4 separate regions of the Homo sapiens genome follow, and regions 2, 3 and 4 are each linked to region 1. A link is an interaction called in ENCODE POLR2A ChIA-PET data of the cell type or tissue named here. Cell type or tissue: HepG2. All regions are shown on one strand. Region 1 holds the start of NOB1 (NIN1 (RPN12) binding protein 1 homolog). Region 2 overlaps WWP2 (WW domain containing E3 ubiquitin protein ligase 2). Region 3 overlaps WWP2 (WW domain containing E3 ubiquitin protein ligase 2). Region 4 overlaps NFAT5 (nuclear factor of activated T cells 5).

Region 1 (5,000 bases):
AAAGAAGAAAGTTGGGGCGTGGTGGCTCACACCTCACTACAGGAGGCTGAGGTGGGTAGATCACTTGAGGTCAGGAGTTCCAGACCAGCCTGGCCAACATGGTGAAACCCCTTGTCTCCTAAAAATACAAAAGTTAGCCAGGTGTGGTGGCGTGTGCCTGTAGTCCCAGCTACTGGGGAGGCTGAGGCAGAAGAATTGCTGGAACCCAGGAGGTGGAGGCTGCAGTGAGCCAAGATCGTGCCACTGCACTCCAGGCTAGGCAACACAGCCAGACTCCATCTCAAAAAAAAAAAAGTTTCAGATTTAGGAGCATTCTGGATTTCAGATTCAGTATGCTCAACTTGTAATTGTAGTAGTCTATGAGGAAACAAAAAGCATGTGCTTAATGCATAATACATGTCAGACTGCTGTTATTCTCCAGAGTCATCCATAATAAACACTTAAAATTTCCTGAAATTAACAGAAAGATGTCTCCTGCTACCCTGGTACAAGGAACACTAGGTATATTGCTCTTATTTCCTAAAAAACAGACATTAGCAGCAACGAAAATTTACTGTGCACTTACTGTGTACTAGGCACTGCATTAAAAGCTTTATGTGTTAATGCATTTCATCCTTTGCCATTCTTCAAAAGTACTATTAGTATTTCCTCGGAAAGATTTAGTAAGTTGGCAAAGATCACAGAGCTACTAAGTTGGTGGAGAAAATCGTAGAAATCACAAACAGAGGAGGTAACATCATCTCCACTATCAGCCTCTAACCTCTAAAACACTTCCAACCACTGAGGGGCCTTTCCTGGGTATCACCTTGATTCCCAACAAGAGAACAACGCTGACTCCTAAGCCAAGAGACAATTCTTTAATTTTCTTTATTTCTTATTTTTTTTGAGACAGAGTCTCGCTCTGTCGCCCAGGCTGGAGTGCAGTGGTACGATCTCGGCTCACTGCAACCTCCACCTCCAGGTTCAAGCAATTCTCCTGCCTCAGCCTCCCAAGTAGCTGGGATTACAGGAGCACACCACCACGCCCAGCTAATTTTGTATTTTTAGTAGAGGCAGGGTTTCACCATGTTGGTCAGGCTGGTCTCAAACTCCTGACCTCAGGTGATGCGCCCGCCTCGGTCTCCCAGTGCTGGGATTACAGGCCGTAAGCCACCGCGCCCAGCTTAATTTTCTTTCACATTTAATACAATGCAAAGCATTCCCTTTTTAAAGCTCTGCCAGGTGCAGATCTTTGTATCCAGTCATCAGCCCAATCTACTGAAAAGAAATGGACGAGAGTAATAGCAAGAGATCCAAACTCTTATTTTAAATCCAAATAAATTTATTGCTTGTCTGCAAAGTGCTTGACACTGAGCTGACTGCCATATTCCTCAGTTCATGCTCACAGCAACCTTGGAGACAGATACAATTATTATTCCCATTTTGCGGATGAGGTAAACGAGGCCCAAATTTGAATGCTATGCCCGAGAGCATACAGCTAGTTACTGGAGGACTCCAGACCCAGGAAGCCTCTCTCCTACCACAATCTCCTAGAAAGTGCTGGCTCTAAATCTACTGCTCTGATAAGGCAGCTAGACCCCAACTCGCACCCAACTGGGTGCCATCTGCGCCCTGGACCCCAGCTTCCCGTCAACGCTAGGGCAGAGGCACTCACCCAGCCGCACGTATTCCGGTAAGGGCTCCTTGAACCGCAGCTCGTAGGGCAGGACAGCGAGCCGCCTGCGTGTGGCCTTGTCCCGAATCTCAGTGACCACCTCCCGGATGGTGTAAATGTTCTTCCCGATGTCCTGCGGACAGAACGCCCCAGCTCAGACCCACCCGCACCAAGCAACGCTCCGCGCGACTCCACGCACTCCGGGAGGGGCGGCCAGCCCAGATCTCTCTCGTCCCGGAGGGAGCTCCCCGTACCTGCAGAGCCGCATGCCGCAGGAAAGCCCCAGCATCCGCCACAACGTGCTCCACTGGAGCCATGTTGGCTGCGTGAGAGGGGAGCGCGCATGCGCACGGAGCTTGCGCCGGCTCCTATGTCCAAGTCTGGGCCTCTGGGAACCAGGAAGAGCAGCCGCGACTTAGCTGCGCCTCCTGGCGGCCGCGCCAGCACCTCCCTGCTCTACTCGCGCGCATGCGCAGCGACGCCGCCCGCATAGCCAGAGAAGTGTGGGCGGGGTCAAACCTTGGGGGACACCTGGGAAATCGGCTTCAGCATCTAGACCTTAGTGCCTTCTTCACCTTTGAAGATAAAACCTGCCAGGTGTAGTGGTGCGCGCCTAGAGTCCCAGCTATTAAGGAGGCTGAGGCGAAAGGATTGCCTGAGCCCTGGAATGTGAAACCAGCCTGGGCAACATAGAGAGACCCCCATCTCTTCAATAAATAAATAAATTTAAAACCTGTATATATTCTTATGGTTAAAAGTCAATCAATACAGATTACCTAATTTCGTTATCACAGCACCCCTATGAGATAGGTACTGTTTTTTTTTAAAGGCTTAAAATGTATTTTAATAGGTCGATGCTGCATTACTGCTCCAGTTCTCAGAAAAACTCCAAATATATCAGAGACAAATCAAATACAATACACCAATGGAAAAAAAAGGCACAGCATGACTACCTAAGATAGGCGAGTCTAAGAGCTACTGTCAGACCTTCAGTATACAGTAACCCTGTTCCCAAGATTGTACTAGGCCTATCAAGAAAAGCTGTGAACAGCAGTATCATAGACACAAAAGGGTCATTCCTGGGTGTCCTCACCCAAGAAAAAGATGGAGGCAAGTTAACACAAGATTTTTTTTTAAAGATATACTAAAATGAAAATCTCTAAGAGAAAATGTCTTCTTTAGGACATGAAGGGGTAATATATGGGATATAATAGAACCGTATGTACGTTGCCTGTGACCTTTGTGGACGTTTACCTGAATTCTCACCTGGGAGTGAATGGAGCAATGCGGCTAAGGTCATTGGGGGATGTTTGGTTTTTGTGGTGTATGTGGCAGTTTCTCTGGGACTGGGGGAGTGTAAGGATAAGAAAGCAAGTGAGGTTGGGCACGGTGGCTCACCCCTGTAATCCCAGCATTTTGGGAGGCTGAGGCAGGGGATCACGAGGTCAGGAGTTCAAGATCAGCCTGGACAAGCTTGAACCCGAGAGGCAGAGATTGCAGTGAGCCGAGATCGTGCCACTACACTCCAGCCTGGGCGACAGAGTAAGACTCCATCTCGGGGGCAGGGCAAGCAAATGAAACAAGATGGACAAAAAAAAAAAAAAAAAAAAACAACAAACAAACCAAAAAAACAGAATGATCAAGATTAATGGGCTCTAACTGGATCTACTTTGCCATGGTTTCCCCAGGCCCTCAACAATCACATTTGAGACTTCAGGAATGCACCACACAGAACTGATTAAATAATATACTACATAGAATTGACTTGTTTAATACCACCCCTCCCTTGTCCTCTGCCTCCAGCATACTCCCTAGAGTAGTACAGGCAGGGTAGATCTAACTATTGGAAGGAATCCCTAACACTTTTCCAGGGTAGAATTCTGGCTGGTCCAAAAAGGGTCCTTCTTTTAAGGGTTTTGAGAAACTAGACACTGCAACTTATTAGTATCGGCGACGTTTGTTTGGAGCAAATTCAGCTCCAGGAGCTGCATGGTTGAATGCAGGAGGAGTTTCACCAATTGCCCCAATTCCTTCCATTGTAGCAGCCTGACCAAAGCGTTCAGTTGTTGGTGGGGTCAATCCCAAAGTTCCATCCGGCATCATAGTGGCAGGTCCTGGAGGAGCTGGGGTACCAGCTGGCACAGGAGCAGGGGTCAAGGCACCTCTGCTGTTTATGCCCATAGCACCTCCCATAGCCATCTGACCCATCCAAATCTCCTGCTCTCTCACATCAGGGAAGGTTCCCTTGAATCCTTCCTGCTGTGGCTGCATCATTTCTTCTTGCTGCCGCCGCATCTCTTCTTCAGGGCGCCTGCGCTCTTCCTCCTGCCTGAGCTCCAGTTGCTTTCGTTTTTGCACCTCTTGGTTGTGCAGCTCTTCCATCCTCCGAAGTTCTTCTTGGCGCCTCATCAAATTCTGTCTCATTAGCATGACCTGGTGCTTATGGCGTGCAGCCTCCATCTCCATCTCTGGCTTCTCACGAGCCTCTTTGATGTTGCGGTCCACTTGGTCCTGCTGCTGCTTCTCCATCTCAATGAGTGCCTTCCAGCGCATGGCATATTCATACTCAAAGGAGCCAGGCTGTGCAAATCTGGGTGGTTGCTCTCGTTCCTTGTGAAATTGCTGGTTTTTTATAACCAGCTTCTCTGGAAGTCCCCCTTCATCATCTAACTGGTCCATGGGCTCCATAGTCACAGGACGAGGAAATGTGGTTAGCAGGAAGGAGCCTTCACTGCGTCTGTCCAGAGCTTTCCCAGCAGCTGGCTTCCCTGAGAACTCAACAATGCCTTTTCCTGAGGGCCTTCCTCGATCATCCACAATGACTACAGCCCTCTCTACCTGGCCAAACACAGAAAAGGCTTCTTCCAGCACTTCGTTGGACACATACTGAGGAAGGTTTCGAACTGTAAGGGATGCACTATGGCAGGAAAAGCGCACACGCAGCTGCTTTCCACAGAGTGGCATATTGTCCAGCTCCACTTTCGCAATCTCCGCTAGGGTTCGTGTTTCCAAGCGGATAAAGCCAAATCCTTAATCCTTATGAATGAAGACTTCGCCTGCCTTTCCATATTTCTCAAATAGTTTCCTCATTTCTTCCTCAGTGATGTCGGGAGGAAGATTTCCCACAAAAAGACGGCTTCGTTGGGTGAAGGTCTTCTCTCCTGGTTTTCTAAAATTCTTCAGGCCAAATAGTCAAAGCCTTCATTTTGGCTGCTGGCCTGTTGCCCATTTGCAGGTATTGGCGGTGGTGGCGGCTGCAGCTGTTGCTGCTGGTGGTGATGTTGATGATGCTTTCTTGGAGTATGGTTTTGCTTCTCCAAGTTAAAAGTTTTATTACTCTGCATTT
Region 2 (5,000 bases), 76 kb after region 1:
TATATTTTTAGTAGAAATAGGGTTTTGCCATGTTAGCAAGGCTGGTCTTGAACTCCTCACCTCAGGTGATCCACCCGTCTTGGCAAGGTCATCATCTATTTAACTGTTAAATATGGGAGTTTCCTATTATTCCATCCTCTTCTTCCATGATCTCATCTCTGTTTCACCTTCCTCTCTATGCAAACCACCGTGTGCAGGTGAGCCACAGATTTGAATCACTTCTGAGCTCTCTTCCCACGTATCTGACGACTCTCTTGGTGTTTCCCTGTGGTGTTCCCTGACAGGTGTTTCCCTGTCAGAAGCACCTCAACATGTGCAAGTCACCTCCTCAGACTTGGTCCTGTTCCCGTATTCTGTATTTCATCATATAGAGCCTCTATTTGTCCAGTTAAGTGCTTTAGAATCCCAGGAGCCGTCTTCGATACCCGACCCCTCTTGCCCACCCCGTTTTCTAATCTCTTTTCAGATTATCTTGATTTTTACTTTTGCAAGTCTGCCCACTTCTTCAGCTCCACTTCTGCTCTAGTCCTTTCCTGGCTGCCAAAATTTTCATCTGCAGCCTCCTGTCTGCTCTGCCTGTTTCTGTCCTTCCTTTCCTCCGGCTTGTTTTCCACACCAAAGCCAGAATGATTATTAATCCAGCAAGGCTGATCTTGTCACACCTCAGTTAAAAAACCCTTTAGCACTGTGCAGTGGCTCTTAGGTTACAGAAAAACTCTCTAACACAGCATGTCACAAGGCATTGCAATGTCCAGTGACCACTCAGTCCTCCCACCCATTTGGATCTCATTCCAGTCCAGCCCCGTTCATCTCTGCCCACTTTCCTGAATGCACCCAGCTCATTGTGCCACAGGACCTTTGCACACAACATTTCCCCTGCCTGGATGGTCTTCCTCCCTGCCCTGCCCTACCCTGCTAGCTGTCTTCTTGAAACTTAGATGACAGTTATCAGTTTCTCAAGAAACTTTTCCTGATGTCCTGACCAGGCCAAGCATCTGGCTGCTCAGGGGACCATATGTTAATATCTCTTGCATGAAACCTTTTCTTACAGTTGCAACTTTACATTTCCTTGTTACTTCCACTTCTCCCACTGAATTAATTGTAACGTTCCTAAAAGCAGGGACAACGTCTGTTTCCATTTTCCATGATAACATAGCTTCAAGCACTGTCTGGAAGATAGTGGGCACCCAGCAAATGTTACTTGAACCTCCTGGGTTCAAGTAATCCTCTTGTCTCAGCCTCCTGAGTAGCTGGGACCATAGGCACACGCCACTGCGCCCAGCTAATTTTTTTTTTTTTTTCAGATAGAGTCTAACTCTTTCACCTAAGCTGGAATGCAGTGGCGCGATGTTGGGTCATTGCAGCGTTCGCCTCCTGGATTCAAGTGATTCTCCTGCCTCAGCCACCCAAGTAGCTGGGATTACAGGCACATGCCACCATGCCTGGCTAGTTTTTGTATTTTTAGTAGAGATGGGGTTTCACCACATTGCCTAGGTGGGTCTTGAACTCCAGCGCTCAGGCGATCTCTCTGCCTTGGCCTCCCAAAGAGCTGGGATTACAGGCGACAACCACCATGCCCGGCCTAGTTTTTTTCTGTTTTATAGAGATGAGGGTCTCACTTTGTTGCCCAGGCTGGTCCCAAACTGGTCTCAAGCCATCCTCCTGCCTCGGCCTCCCAAAGTGTTGGGATTACAGGGATGAGCCACTGTGCCCAGCCCAGGAAATGTTTCCTGAATGAATGAACAAGAAACAGAGAAAAAGTTTGTAAACTGGCTTTGTAAAAATGAGGCTATTTTCTCTAGAAGAGTTCATACAACCCTCAGGAGACCAAAACTTTAATTTAGCAATGATAAAGGGTAGATTCCCAGCGGTAGTAGCCCAAAGAAGAGACTGCAAGACCAAGCCAGAGTTCTCATTACATTCTGGGTTCTGGGTAAGACCCTGCCAGAGTGTGAGTGTTGGGGGGCCGCGGGGAGGTGGAGTAAGCAGAGTCAGCATTGGTGCCCCAACAGGAATACCAGTGTTCACTGTTGGCCTAGCTGGGTAGAAGAGACTTTCTGTTGTTAGGCTCTGGCTAAGGTTGGAAGCCGAAGAGCCATCGTAACAGTAAATCCTGGAATCATCTGGCTTCCTTTACTGCAAAGGAAATGTGAAAGAGCCTTCTCTCTAGACCTGGGGTGGACTCCAGCCTGTGTGTGTCTGAGTTTCAGGGAACTGGGGAATGGAAAGGAGACTGTTTACTCTCTGCCCTTCTGGAATTTCCCCCGGTTCCCTTCCTCTGTGTACCAGTGTTTGCAGTTATGTGTAGAATGAACACGGGCCTGTTAATGAAGTGCTGCTTACTCTCACCCGCTTTTGATGGGCCTATGGGATTGAGGGCAGAGGGAGGCAGGAAGAAGGAGGCTTGTTTCACTAAGCAGGTCTTATGTTAATGGCCAAATCAGTCACATCTTCATCGGGCTTCAGAGACTCTTAATCCTGGCGTCCTTGGCCTCCCTTTAAAAAATTCTCCTTTCTTTCTTGTTTCATGTTTCTCAAATTTCCAGGTAAATCCTATCATTTGTATTCTGAATTAGGAACCAAAAGAAAACAGAACTATTTTTCCTTTGACATGCACATACATTTCGGTGGTATGGGGTGGGGAGGGACAATAATGAGAAAATACCCCAAACTAGAAAGTTCTTTCGTACATTTGCTGTGAAACTCTCCAGGCAAGAGTTCTGGATTTTGTAACGGAATTGCATTATAGTAGCATGGTCTGGCAGTTACAGTTTATGTAGTTTTTTTTCTTTTGTTGGAATAAGGACGGCAATTTCCATGCCCTATTTATCTATATTTATTAGTACCACATGCAAACAACATATTTTTAAAAATCCAGGTCAAGAAAGGGAAAAAGTAACTCTTAGAAAAATATGACTCATCCTTGCTGCACGTACAAACTCTTCTCAATAGGAAATTATTAACTTGAAGCCACTTGCAAATCTGAGGCTTTGAAGGGAGGAAAAATAAGAGTGAGAGTTATTCCCCAAACAGCTTGACTGATGTGTCTTCTACCTTTTTATATTTTAAACTATATTTTGTCAAATTCTTGCAAGTTTTTATTGTTATAGTTGCTGTTAGTACCTTAGGCATGCTGGCATGGAAAAAAACAAAACCTTTTTTTTTTTTTTTTTTTTTGAGACAGTGTCACTCTGTCACCCAGGCTGGAGTGCAGTACCCTGATCTCAGCTCACTGCAGCCTTGACCTCCTGGGCACAAGCGATTATTCCGCCTCAGCCCCCCAAGTAGTTGGGAGTATAGGCAGGTACCACCACGCCCAGCTAATTTTTGTGTTTTTAATAGAGGCAGGGTTTCACCATGTTGCCCAGGCGGGTCTCGAACTCCTGAGCTCAAGCGAACCATCTGCCTCGGCCTCCCAAAGTGCTAGGATTACAGGTGTGAGCCACTGCGCCCTGCCTTCTTTGTTTGTTTGTTTGTTTTGTTTTGTTTTGTTTTGTTTGATAGTGGCCAGTTACTAGAACAAAAACTGTTATAGGAAATGTGAAACATACACAGAGGTGGAAAAACAGTCGATGAATCCCCACATGCCATTACCCAGTTCAGTAGCCATCTATGACGGGCCATTCCTGTCTCATCTAACTTCCCATCCCACCCCTGCTGGATTAATTTTATGAAAATCCCGACATACTTCAACTATAAATATTAATATTTTAGTGTATTTCTCTAAAAGATAAGAACTCTTAAAAACCCAACCCATGATGCCAATTTCATACCTAGAAAACTCAATGGTAATCATTTAATATTTTGAACTATCTAGTCAGTTTTTACATGTCCCCAGTTGTAGTGTAACCCTTTCATTTTATTTTTAAAAAATTTTTAATGTTTTTTGAGACAGAGTCTCACTCCATCACTCAGTCCGGAGTGCAGTGACATGGATCTCAGCTCACAGCAACCTCTGCCTCCTGGGTTCAAGTGATTCTTGTGCCTCAGCCTCCCAAGTTAGCTGGGATTACAGATGTGTGCCACCACACCTGGCTAATTTTTGTATTTTTAGTAGAGATGGGGTTTTGCCATGTTGGCCAGGCTGGCTTGAACTCCTGAACTCAAGTGATCTGCCTGCCTTGGCCTCCCAAAGTGCTGGGATTACAGGTGTGAACCACTGTGCCTGGCCCAACCTTTTTATTTTTTATTTTTATTTTTCGAGATGGGATCTTGCTCTCTTGCCTAGGCTGGAGTGCAGTGATGCAAACATGGCTCAGTGCAGCCTTGACCTTCTGGGCTCAAGTGATTCTCCTGCCTAGCCTCCCATGAAGGTGGGACCGCAGGTGCACGCCACCACGTCCAACTAATTATTTTATTTTATTTTTTATACAGATGGGGTCTCACTTTGTTGCCCAGGCTGGTCTCAAACTCTTGGACTCAAGCGAGCCCCCTGCCTTGGCCTCCCAAAGTGCTGGGATTACAGGCGTGAGCCACTGTGCTCAGCCTTTTTAAGCCATCGGTTTGTCTGAGTCAGGAACCAAACAAGATTGATATATCTTTTCAGTCTCTCTTAACTTAGAGGTAGTCCTCCCTCTTTTTACTCCTTGCAGTGTGTTGTTGAAGAAACTGGACAGCGTGTCCTTTACAGTTTCCCACACTTTGGATTTTGCTGTGTGTCTCCCTAAAGTGTGGGTCTGTGTGTCTCTCTGTCCCTCATGGGCAGATCTAGAGGCTGAGACTGACCTTGGTTCTTTTTTTTCTCTGGTGTGGTGATATGTGTTTCCATCAGGAGGCACATGGTGTCTGATTGTCTCTCTTGGTATGCTGGCTTTTAAAGGGCTGTCTTTCAAAGGGCACAGTCCCTGGGGACTTCCCAGAGTCTTTTCCCTAGATTCTCATATTCAGCCTTACTGCTGTCTGTCGACCTCCATAAAGTAGCATTAGAAGGTATTGGTAACCAGTTATTACTTAGAACAGAAGGGTGCAGTCGTATAGCTGAAGAAGTATGTTTGCTGATT
Region 3 (5,000 bases), 84 kb after region 1:
TGGACTCAAGCAATCCATCCTCCTTGGTCTCCCAAAGTGCTGGGATTACAGGCATGAGCCACTGAGCCTGGCTGGCTGCTTTTAATTAATTTTTTTTAGTGACAGAGTCTCACTGTGTTACTCATGCTTGTCTTGAACTCCTGGCCTCAGGTGATCCTCCTACCTCAGCCTCCCAAAGTGCTGGGATTACAGGCATGAGCCACTGCACCCAGCCCATTGGCTCTTTTTGAAGACAAAATGTGTCTCAAGGTGTTGTATGATGGCTTCTGAGCCTTCAAATATATAATGATTCCACTGGAGACAATGAGTAGATAAACCAGATAGAAGAGCTAACTTGGATCCCTGAGATGAGACCATGGAGAGGAAAATTCAGGCTATCTCTCTGCCTTCTGTCCAAGGCCCATGGCAGTGTGACTGTCACGGGGGTAGAAATTAGCAACAAGAGGCCTTGGGTTCCTCCACTCTCCTGTTGAACATTATCAGTCCTCCAGGAAGGAGGAAAAAAAAGTGCCAACACTCCATTTATGAAACGATGACCTTTGAGGTATCAGGACAGGAATCAAGGAGCCTTCCGGAATGCTCATCCCTCAGCACGCTTCCAATAGCGGTGTGTGTCCTGGAGCCAGAAGGCTGGGCGCCTTTAGGAGATGACCTGGAAACAAGATGAAAGGACAGTTTGTCTGCGTGATGGGTCTGTGGCTTACCTTGGAAGATTCTGTGGTCACAGCCCAAAAAAGTCTCAGAAGGATCAGAAGGATCAAGAGAAGAATGACTATAAAATGAATGAAGGCTAGGGCGCGGTGGCTCACTCCTGTAATCCCAGCACTTTGGGAGGCCAAGGTGGGAGGATTGCTTGAGGCCAGGAGTTCGAGACCAGCCTGGGCAACATAGTGAACCATGTCTCTATAAAAAAAAAATTAAAAAGCAAAACAAAAAACAAATACAGTGAATGAGAAGTTAGACCAAGAGGAATTAGGACTCTTCCTAAACACAGGAAGTCAACAGGGAGATGATAAAAATGACAGCTTATTAGGAACTCGGTAGGTGCCATTTACTTCTTTGCAAGAGTCCTCTGAAAAAGGTGCCATGATTACCCCTGTTTTGCAGGTAGGGAGACTGATGCTCAGGTTAGGTAGTTTGCTTCACGGTGCACAGCTCTCAGGGACTAGAACTGTGAATTAAACTCGGAGTGCCTGACCACACCCCCTCTTAATCCACGTGCTTAAAAACCCTATTGCCAGAGACTTAGGTACTGGATCTTGGCGTAATAGAGGAGGGAGACCCTCCTTGACTTAAAAAAAAAAAAAAAAAAGCCCACAATAATCAACACTTACGATTGCATAGTTTCAGGGGGCTAGATTTGGCAGCAGCTTAGCTGGGCAGCCTGGCCAGGGATCTCTCCCGAGGCTGCATTCAGGATGTGGACTAAGCTGTAGGGTTAGGCTCTGCTGGGGCTGGAGCAGCTGCTTCCCAAGTGGCCACTCCCAGGGATGGCAAGAGGTGGCTGGGGGTTGAAAGGCCTCAGTTCCTTCCCATACTCCTTGGCTTTTGAAGGAACTCGTTTCCTTTGGAAACTACAAGTGTTATTTTATAGAAACGTTTAGTACTCACCAAGGCCCTCAGTGGAACTGGCTGAAAATAGCAGCAGACTCACTCAGAAAAGAATTGGAGAGATCCATGGCAGGGAAGAGAGATTAAGGGAAGGTAGAGCGCTTAGGAGAGCTTGAAAACCCAAAGGGTAACTGGTTTCTATCTTATTATAATAGATCTTTGACTTGATCCAGAATTTTCTGCTAAGTTCTTAAAGGGTTGTATCTGTAGAGGGATTTAGAGCAGTCTTTTTTGGGGGGGTGGGGGAAGGGGGGTTATCTCTAGAAAGTGCTGAAATTTACCTTAGTGTGCTTATGGAGACATTTATATATACTATACCTTGTTCTAGAAGACAGGTAAGATAGCTTATAATCATGCAGTAGCAACTAAGAAATAAAACAAAGTGTTGGATTGGGTGGGGCGGGTGGGGAGGGAGGTTCAGATATGTGGTTTTGTAAGGTGTGGAGTGGACGGACCCCGTGGAAATCCTCATAAAGGCTGATTCCCTCTTGGTAATTATTAAACGGCCCTGAACTGAAGGCCATAGCTCCTGGCTGGACTGAACTGAAGGGAACTGAAATATTCAGTGTGGACTAAACACTTAACTAGACAGAAGCTATTCAGCACAGCCAAGTTCAGTAGCAGGGTGGAGGGTGTGTATGCAGCAGTTTCTAGCCTGCCTAGGGCTTGGTGCTTCTGCCTCCAGTCAGCTTGTTCTGTTTTTCTGCTACAGTCACCCACAGGACTGAATCTGCCTGGTATCCTTGGGGACGGGGTGCTCTGGGCCACTTCTCAATTCTCTCTCCTTAAGTCACTGATGGGGCTGATTAGCCTGTATTGAAGTTTCATTGTTTTAACTTTTTTTTCCTTATTTCAAGACAATACATTTTCAGGATTGAAAATTTTAAAAAACAACATCATGTTTTAACACAAATAAGAAAAGAATAAGCCCCTGCAATCCCTCATCTAGATGGAGATGCCTCCTGTTGACAGTTCCTTAGGGTCTCCTCGGTTTCTATGGGCAGGGGGATATTACTTGCAACTAATTTCTTCGTCTGTACGCCATCAATATCCCTATGCTTTTCTCACAGTCCTGCAAGTATAAACAAACTAATACATCAGTAATGTGGAAATTATGGTGCTGACCCAGTGATATGAAATGTTTAGAAAGAGTGCAGCTTCCCCTCCAGCCTGATACAACAGTGATTTCATTAGACATATTCCTTCCCACTCTTTTTTCCATGCCACGAGGCAAAATGTGAAGATGTGGAGAAAGCATTCCCAGAGAAGCCAGCAAAGGTGAAATGAAAGCTTCTAATTTAGAGAATCTTAACTTGGGGTGCATTCTCTTTAGCCCATCCATGTTGCCTTTTGTACCCCACAGTGGAGAACATGCAGCTGACCCTGAACCTGCAGACGGAGAACAAAGGCAGCGTTGTCTCAGGCGGAGAGCTGACAATTTTCCTGGACGGGCCAACTGTTGATCTGGGAAATGTGCCTAATGGCAGTGCCCTGACAGATGGTGAGTGCCGCCCTGCTCCTCAGGACTGTGCCGGGACAGGGTGGGGCTGGGCGGGGGCCAGGAGGTGCTGAGAGCTTGGTTCTTACTAGGCCATCTTGGTTTGATTCCCACTCAGCCTGGCCCATAGCTAGCCCGGACTCTTCTTAGCTCCGTGGATCAGTATCACAACATGAATTTTCAAGGGTCACAGTAAATGTCCAGTCTTTGTAAATATGTAATTGTTTGGTTTGATAGCAGAGAAAAACATCTTTCATCCCATGTGGACTTTGGAAAATGAAATATCTTTATCAAATGTGACTTTGGCCCATTATTTTCCTTCCCAATACAGTTACACTTTTTGGGGAGGTTGAAGGTGTTTTTATGAGAGGCATTGGTTGGGAAGGGTACGCTGTGTTCTTCTAGAGATACACACTAGCAAAATACAGACAGAGCAGGGAATTTGGAGAGTGTCCCTTGCTCTGTCCCGAATGTTGGTAGTTTGTTTCTTTTGATCTAGTCTGAAATTAGTCACCTTTGGATCTAGCAGGAAATTATTTCATGAAGTCCGAGGTCTGAAATGGGTTGGGTTTCTCCATAATTTTTCTCATTAAATGTTTTGTTAGATGTGATGTAACCATGGCACTTTCCAGACACCAAGCAGGATTTCTGTAGCTTCAAAGGGGTGCAATTTGAATTGCAATTCAAGGGCAGTTGGTTGGAATCTCAGTGGCCGGATGGGCCTTGACTGTGGAGAAAAATCCCTTAACTGGACTGATCGGTGTTTGGGGTGCTTTGGTGCTTGGAGAAAAACATGTGTCATTCACTCATTCAACACATATATATGTAATTGTATTCTGGTATGCACTAGGTCTTAGACCAGGCCCTAGCCAGATGGCAGTGGGCCAAATTCACATGGTCTCCACTGCTTCAGGTTTACAGTCTCCTTGATGAGGGCAGGGGAAGTTAGATATCAAATGAGTAAACACACAGATAATTACATAGCTGTGATTGTAACAAAAGCTATCAGTGAAAACCACAGGGTGCTATGAGATTCCTGTACTTTGTTGGGGGAGATCTCATCTAAGTTGCGGGGTCAGGGAAGGTTTCTCTGAGGAAGCTGAGACTTGGAGGATGAGGAGTTTAGACAGGCCAAGGTGGGAGTGTGGGGTAAAGGGGTGGCTTGGCCTGTGGTGGGAACAGAGGCAGTCAGCGTGGTTGGATTATTAGGAGCAAGAAGGAGAGAGAATGGAGGAGGTGAGATCAGAGAAACAGGTCAACTCAGATCACGCAGCCTTGAAACATTTGGTAGGGATTTTGGACCTCATCTTGAGAAACAGCTATTGAAGGGTTTCTCGCAGAAGACTATGATGATCTGATTTGGCTTTGTAAAAGCTCTCTGGGTGTATTATGGAGAAATGCCCCCGATTTCTGGCCCCTACTTTGCATGGTTAGGGTTTTGTTCTCTATCTCACGTTTTTGAGGCTCAGATTCATTTAATGGATAAGGCAATGTGCTTGTAAGTGCCTTGGATGTTCTTCAATGTCTTGGAGAAGAGAAGCTGTTTCCAAGGTTTGAGCCCCACTGCTCCATGGCATGGATCGGATCCATATGATCGTCCCTGTTCCTCTTCTCCTGGTGGCTGCAGCTTGCCGGATGTCCATATCCCGTGGTGGTGGGCAACTCTAACACACAGACGGAGTTCTGTTCCTGGCCGTCAAATCTCAAACACGAGTTGAGCTCCTCAATGCTTCTGTCTTTTCTTGTGATTGATTCCTTTCTAGGATCACAGCTGCCTTCGAGAGACTCCAGTGGAACAGCAGTAGCTCCAGAGAACCGGCACCAGCCCCCCAGCACAAACTGCTTTGGTGGAAGATCCCGGTAAGACCCCCCTTGGTGAGGACAAAGAGCT
Region 4 (5,000 bases), 100 kb before region 1:
TCATCCCAAGTGAGATCATTTGTTTTGCTAGACTAGTAAAACTCACTTTCATTTATTTGCCCTTATAAATATTAGCTTGACTAGCATAAGTGAGTATAAAAACATGTCTTGCCAAGTTAATCGATATGCTCTATGAATTTTCCTTGTATTTCAAACTAAAATTTTCCCTTTTCTATTATAAAATTGATACATATGAATTACAAATATTTGAAAAATACAAGAAAACCTCATAATCTAGTCACTCAGTAAATCTGCTATTATCATTTTGCAGTATTTTCTTTCATCTCTTTGTATGTATATTTGGGGGATATTTCTACATAGTTTCAATAAATGAATATTTTTACTTTAAGATTAGTATAAAACAGAATATCATAGACTTTCATGTGTGAGGAACTGCACACTAGTTAGACCAAATGTTTGAATCTGTACCCAGAATGATGAAAAGAAAAACAGGGTTTACTGCCCATTGTTCCAGCTTCAACTTGATACTTATGTTCATAGAATTTATTCTTCCAGGGCCTTTTAAATGACTTGCACAAGTAATCTTTGATTTACTTATGTCAAATTTACACGAATGGCATTCCTTGTCCAGTTAGGATCTTTCTCATCTTAATATTACAGAAGCTTCTTTATCCCTCTGCTTTCCTTTCTTTGTCCCTTTCTTCTTCTTTGCCTTCATCAACAAACATTTCTTCAGCACCTGTTATGTTTCAGGAAGTGTGCCAGGTTCAGGGAATATAAAGATGATTAAGCACAGTATTGCGCCTTGAGAACTTTTCCTCTCATCTATCAGTCTTACTGAATTCCTATGCTAGTTTCATTCCTTCTTTGCTCCATTCTTTTGCCTCTTTCCTAGCCAAGGATTCAACCTACTCCCCATTTCCATTGAAGATAGTGCCTTTCCTCACTTTGTTCTTGATGATTAAGGCAACAACTTGGTTACAGCTGGAGGGGTAAACATTAGAGCCAGGTTTAAGCCTGCTTAGCTTCTCTGTGTTTGAAGTCGTAATATTCCTACTGGAATCTGGTTGCTTTTAGAGGAGATTTTTCTTCACAGTCATCTGGCTCCTGGATCTTTGATGTGAGTCAAAACTTAGGACTAGGAGGGTCACAGAGAAAGCTATGACCCTGACTTTATTTAAAAACATACGTGAATTTTTTTTTTTTTTTTGAGACGGAGTTTTGCTCTTGTTGACCAGGCTGGAGTGCAATGGCACGATCTGGGCTCACTGCAACCTGCACCTCCTGGGTTCAAGTGATTCTCCTGCCTCAGCCTCCCGAGTAGATGGGATTACAGGTGCCTGCCACCACTCCTGGCTAATTTTTTGTAGTTTTAGTAGAGACGGGGTTTCACCATGTTGGCCAGGATGGTCTCAAACTCCTGACCTCAGGTGATCCACCCCGCTTGGCCTCCCAAAGTGCTGGAATTACAGGTGTGGGACACCACACCATTGCTCAAAAGGAAAGATAACTAACAATATTGTTTTTACTTGTTTTTATTATGTATTTGCAGTGCTTCAACTATTTTACAGATTAAATGTGTTTGCCTGAAGTCATAACCACCATTTGGGATACTGTTTTTCTTTGAACATGCATTCCACATAGCAAATGCATTATAAATAAATGTTAAAAAGCATAACTAAAAAAAATAAGGGCCAGGTGCAGTGGCTCATGCTTGTAATCCCAGCACTTTGGGAGACTGAGGCGGGAGGATCACCTGAGGTCAGGAGTTCGAGACCAGCCTGGACAACATGGTGAAACCCCATCTCTAACAAAAATATAAAAATTAGCTGGGCTTGGTGGCACACGCCTGTAATCCCAGCTACTTGGGAGGCTGAGGCAGGAGAATCACTTGAACCCAGGAAACAGAGGTTACAGTGAGCTGAGATTGTGCCACTGCACTCCAGCCTGGATGACAGAGTAAAACTCCATCTCAGAAAAAAAAAAAAAAAAAGGTAGAATGCTGGTGCTGTAAAGCCCAGATTGTAAAAATTTTTATTGAGGGCTTTAATTACTTAACTAATCACAGATAAAAATAATCTGAAAAATCACACTCCTAGAAAAGATTGTTTAGAGTAAAGCTAATTTCCCAATAAAAATTGAATCGCTAATTTTTTATCTAATTTCTTCAGTTTGGTTTACTGAGAAGGATACTCAAAAGAATAAGCTACATATACCTTCATTTGGTTTGTAGGCCATTTTGTATGGGGGTATGTAGGGTTTTTGGGGGTTTGTTTTTTGTTTTCGCTACCCTCACTTCTTTTACTGTGCAGTTAAAAAATAACAGTAGTTAATCTTATAGCTTTATATAAATTTTGGAATTTATATGTGGAATGCATACATGGAATTTTTAAATCTTATTTTGACTGAAGTACAATGTTAAAGGTTATAGTGACATTAGCTATTCTTTCCTGTTAGTCTCAGTTTATTGCGCTCAATCTTCCTCCCTTCCTCCTACCACTCACATACGTTCATTTTCTTTTCTGTCAAACATACTTTGTTTTATTTTTGCATCATATAGTAAACTTTTTTACAAAACCTTTTTAAAGATACTTTGCTCATGTATCTTCCTTTAGGCAATATTTTATTTTGCCAGCAAGCTGAATAGTTGTTTTTACTATTATTGCCAGTTCTGTTTCTTCCTTTGTCTTAATGGCTTTTTTTTTTTATCAAAAAACTCTTTTTGATACTTTCTCCATGTTGTGCTTTGATTTCTCAGAACATTGGAAAACCAAAAAGGAACTGGAGTAAAGAAGAGCCCTATGTTGTGTGGACAATATCCTGTTAAAAGTGAGGGAAAGGAGCTGAAGATAGTTGTACAACCTGAGACACAGCACCGAGCTCGGTACCTGACTGAGGGCAGCCGTGGCTCAGTGAAAGATAGAACACAGCAAGGCTTTCCTACAGTAAAGGTATTTACTTTATTTATCATTTGAATTTTAGTTAAAATGTAAAGGGGAATGAGAATATGTCCTGAAAAGTAAAATATTTTCAAATCATGAATTTTCTTCCCTCATATTTGATATTTGAATTAGATTCATCCCAAACTTTAGAAAGAATTTTTTTTTTTTTTTTTTGAGACAGAGTCTCACTCTGTCACCCAGGCTGGAGTGCAGTGGTGTGATCTCAGCTCACTGCAGCCTCTGCCTCCGGGGTGCAAGTAATCATGCCTCAGCCACCTGAGTAGCTGGGACTACAGGTGTGTGCCACCAGGCCCAGCTAATTTTTGTATTTTAGTAGTGTCGCAGTTTCACCATGTTGGCGAGACTGGTCTGGAACTCCTGATCTCAAGTGATCCTCCCGCCTTGGAGGAAGAAATATTAAAGTGAATTCAGAGAAATACAGTAGAAATTATTAAGAACTTTGAAAATAAGGTTTTTGAGATGGTTATAGTAATCAAGACTATTGGACTGAGAAAAGACTTGATTAATACTTAAGGCTTACGGTTTAAGAAATGGGATATCATTTGCATCCACTCAAGTACAGGAGGAAAGAAGGAAATGAGGAAAAAAAAAGAAATGAGGTATCAATTGAGTCTTAATTTTTTTTACAGTTGAGACTAAAAGTTAAAAGGGACTTAAATTTTAGCACCTAGGATATCTTGGTATAAAGAATATTTGTCTTTGAAGACAAACCTCAAAAAAATGGGGGAATGGGGAGAGGACTTAACAAGTGTCCCTACCCCTTGCTAAATACTAAATAGGGAGGAATTTTGGCTAGTCATATGGTAGATTCTTATTAAATACAGTTTGTATAAATATGTTAGTTGAACAGTATTTTAAGTTAGGAGTAGAGGTGGACTGCCTTTCATTTTATACTTGAATGAAATTATGATTGAAACTCTGGATCAATCAGGAAACGTGTCTGCCACCATTTATAAGGTTGTTAATAGTCACGTGTACAATATCAAGTCTACCCTTCTTCACTACATACTACCTTAACCCACACCCAGTCCTTCAATCCCAGGACAGGTAACAGGCAAGTGAGAAATCTATGTTATGCTTTGTGTAAATATTTGTCTAGCTAGATATTTTGGTAGTTTGGTCATTACGTTTAACCTAATTGCCCTGACTTTAAGTTATGTTTTGTCTAGTTAGAAGTATTGTTAGATTAATTGCTTAACTATGATAGGGAATGAATTGACCTTAAAAGTTTGTTTAGTCATTCATTCAACAAATACTACACTCCTCCATGTGCCAGGCACTGTTCTAGATTCTGCTGACCAGCAATTTGACTAGTTTGCTTATTTTCCTCATTATGATACCATTTTATAGAGATGTAGCTGTACTGGAATAGAAAAGATGTGTGAATTTTTTAAGTACTTTGTTTGGCATGCATTGTACAATTTACTTTGTGATTTTCTGCATTCTATATTAGGAGCTTCAATGTTTAACTATAAGCCTCATCAAGAATCAGGATTGGAAACATTTGTTCCCAAATGCTGTTTTAAATATTTATTTATTTTTCAGCATACAAATTATAATTTAATTTATGAAGGCTTGCTAGAGACCTGTAATGATCCATAGATCCCCGTTTGAACTAGCAGTCTCTCAGACCATAATGTTTTGTCTCAGGATTTAATGATGTTATATGTATGTATCTAGTCCGTGAAAATGAGCTTCATTTCCTTCTTATTCATATAGCTGCACTCATACTTTTCTATTCAAGTAGCTTTAGTAGAATAAAAATTTGGTATATGTGCTCTCATTTGATGATGATGATGATGCCACTAACAGTTTTGTGAGTTTTCCCATTAGTTATGGTGGTAGGTCCTGAGCAACCCAAATGCTGCCTGAAGTACTGTGCATTCATTCTCATCTGCTTGTACAAATAAATTATAAATGATAATTTATCATCTAACATCTAAATTTATAATTTAAGTATAGTTATTACAGAATTAAAACTATGACTTACTTCAGGAATTTAGCCAACTCTTTTATGAAAATGTTTTATCTCTATTTTTCTTGAAGATTTAAATTTTTTTAAATGTAATTCAGTTA

The links. Peaks named below come from ENCODE experiments on the same cell type or tissue, not always from the same donor. Only the 100,000 strongest peaks of a DNase experiment are listed, where the experiment ranks them.
Region 2: POLR2A ChIA-PET joins it to region 1 with 7 read pairs; 6 of 35 experiments call an interaction of 5 or more read pairs at or near these places.
Region 3: POLR2A ChIA-PET joins it to region 1 with 5 read pairs; 5 of 35 experiments call an interaction of 5 or more read pairs at or near these places.
Region 4: POLR2A ChIA-PET joins it to region 1 with 5 read pairs; 4 of 35 experiments call an interaction of 5 or more read pairs at or near these places.

What each region holds. Positions count from the first base shown.
Region 1 is chr16:69,752,940-69,757,939 of GRCh38, forward strand. It overlaps NOB1 (NIN1 (RPN12) binding protein 1 homolog), which reads right to left and starts at 1,987. Exons shown (of 9, transcript NM_014062.3): 1 at 1,909-1,987; 2 at 1,655-1,787. The coding sequence starts at 1,971. It also overlaps the pseudogene NONOP1. RefSeq lists enhancers at 1,033-1,656, 1,657-2,279. In HepG2, a CTCF peak has its summit at 2,079 (motif pointing left); a DNase peak (open chromatin) is centred at 2,012; H3K4me3 peaks cover 2,410 bases; H3K27me3 peaks cover 548 bases.
Region 2 is chr16:69,828,672-69,833,671 of GRCh38, forward strand. The region is part of intron 4 of WWP2 (WW domain containing E3 ubiquitin protein ligase 2); the gene reads left to right. Among named protein-coding and RNA genes, the nearest start is that of WWP2, 69 kb to the left of the region's middle. In HepG2, no CTCF peak of the experiment used is centred here; DNase peaks (open chromatin) are centred at 2,270, 2,950, 3,244 and 4,803; H3K4me3 peaks cover 1,060 bases.
Region 3 is chr16:69,837,152-69,842,151 of GRCh38, forward strand. WWP2 (WW domain containing E3 ubiquitin protein ligase 2) reads left to right here. Exons shown (of 24, transcript NM_001270454.2): 5 at 2,975-3,112; 6 at 4,873-4,969. Among named protein-coding and RNA genes, the nearest start is that of WWP2, 77 kb to the left of the region's middle. In HepG2, no CTCF peak of the experiment used is centred here; DNase peaks (open chromatin) are centred at 2,190 and 3,050; H3K4me3 peaks cover 450 bases.
Region 4 is chr16:69,650,517-69,655,516 of GRCh38, forward strand. NFAT5 (nuclear factor of activated T cells 5) reads left to right here. Exons shown (of 15, transcript NM_138713.4): 5 at 2,720-2,912. Among named protein-coding and RNA genes, the nearest start is that of SNORD13H, 56 kb to the right of the region's middle. In HepG2, no CTCF peak of the experiment used is centred here; no DNase peak of the experiment used is centred here.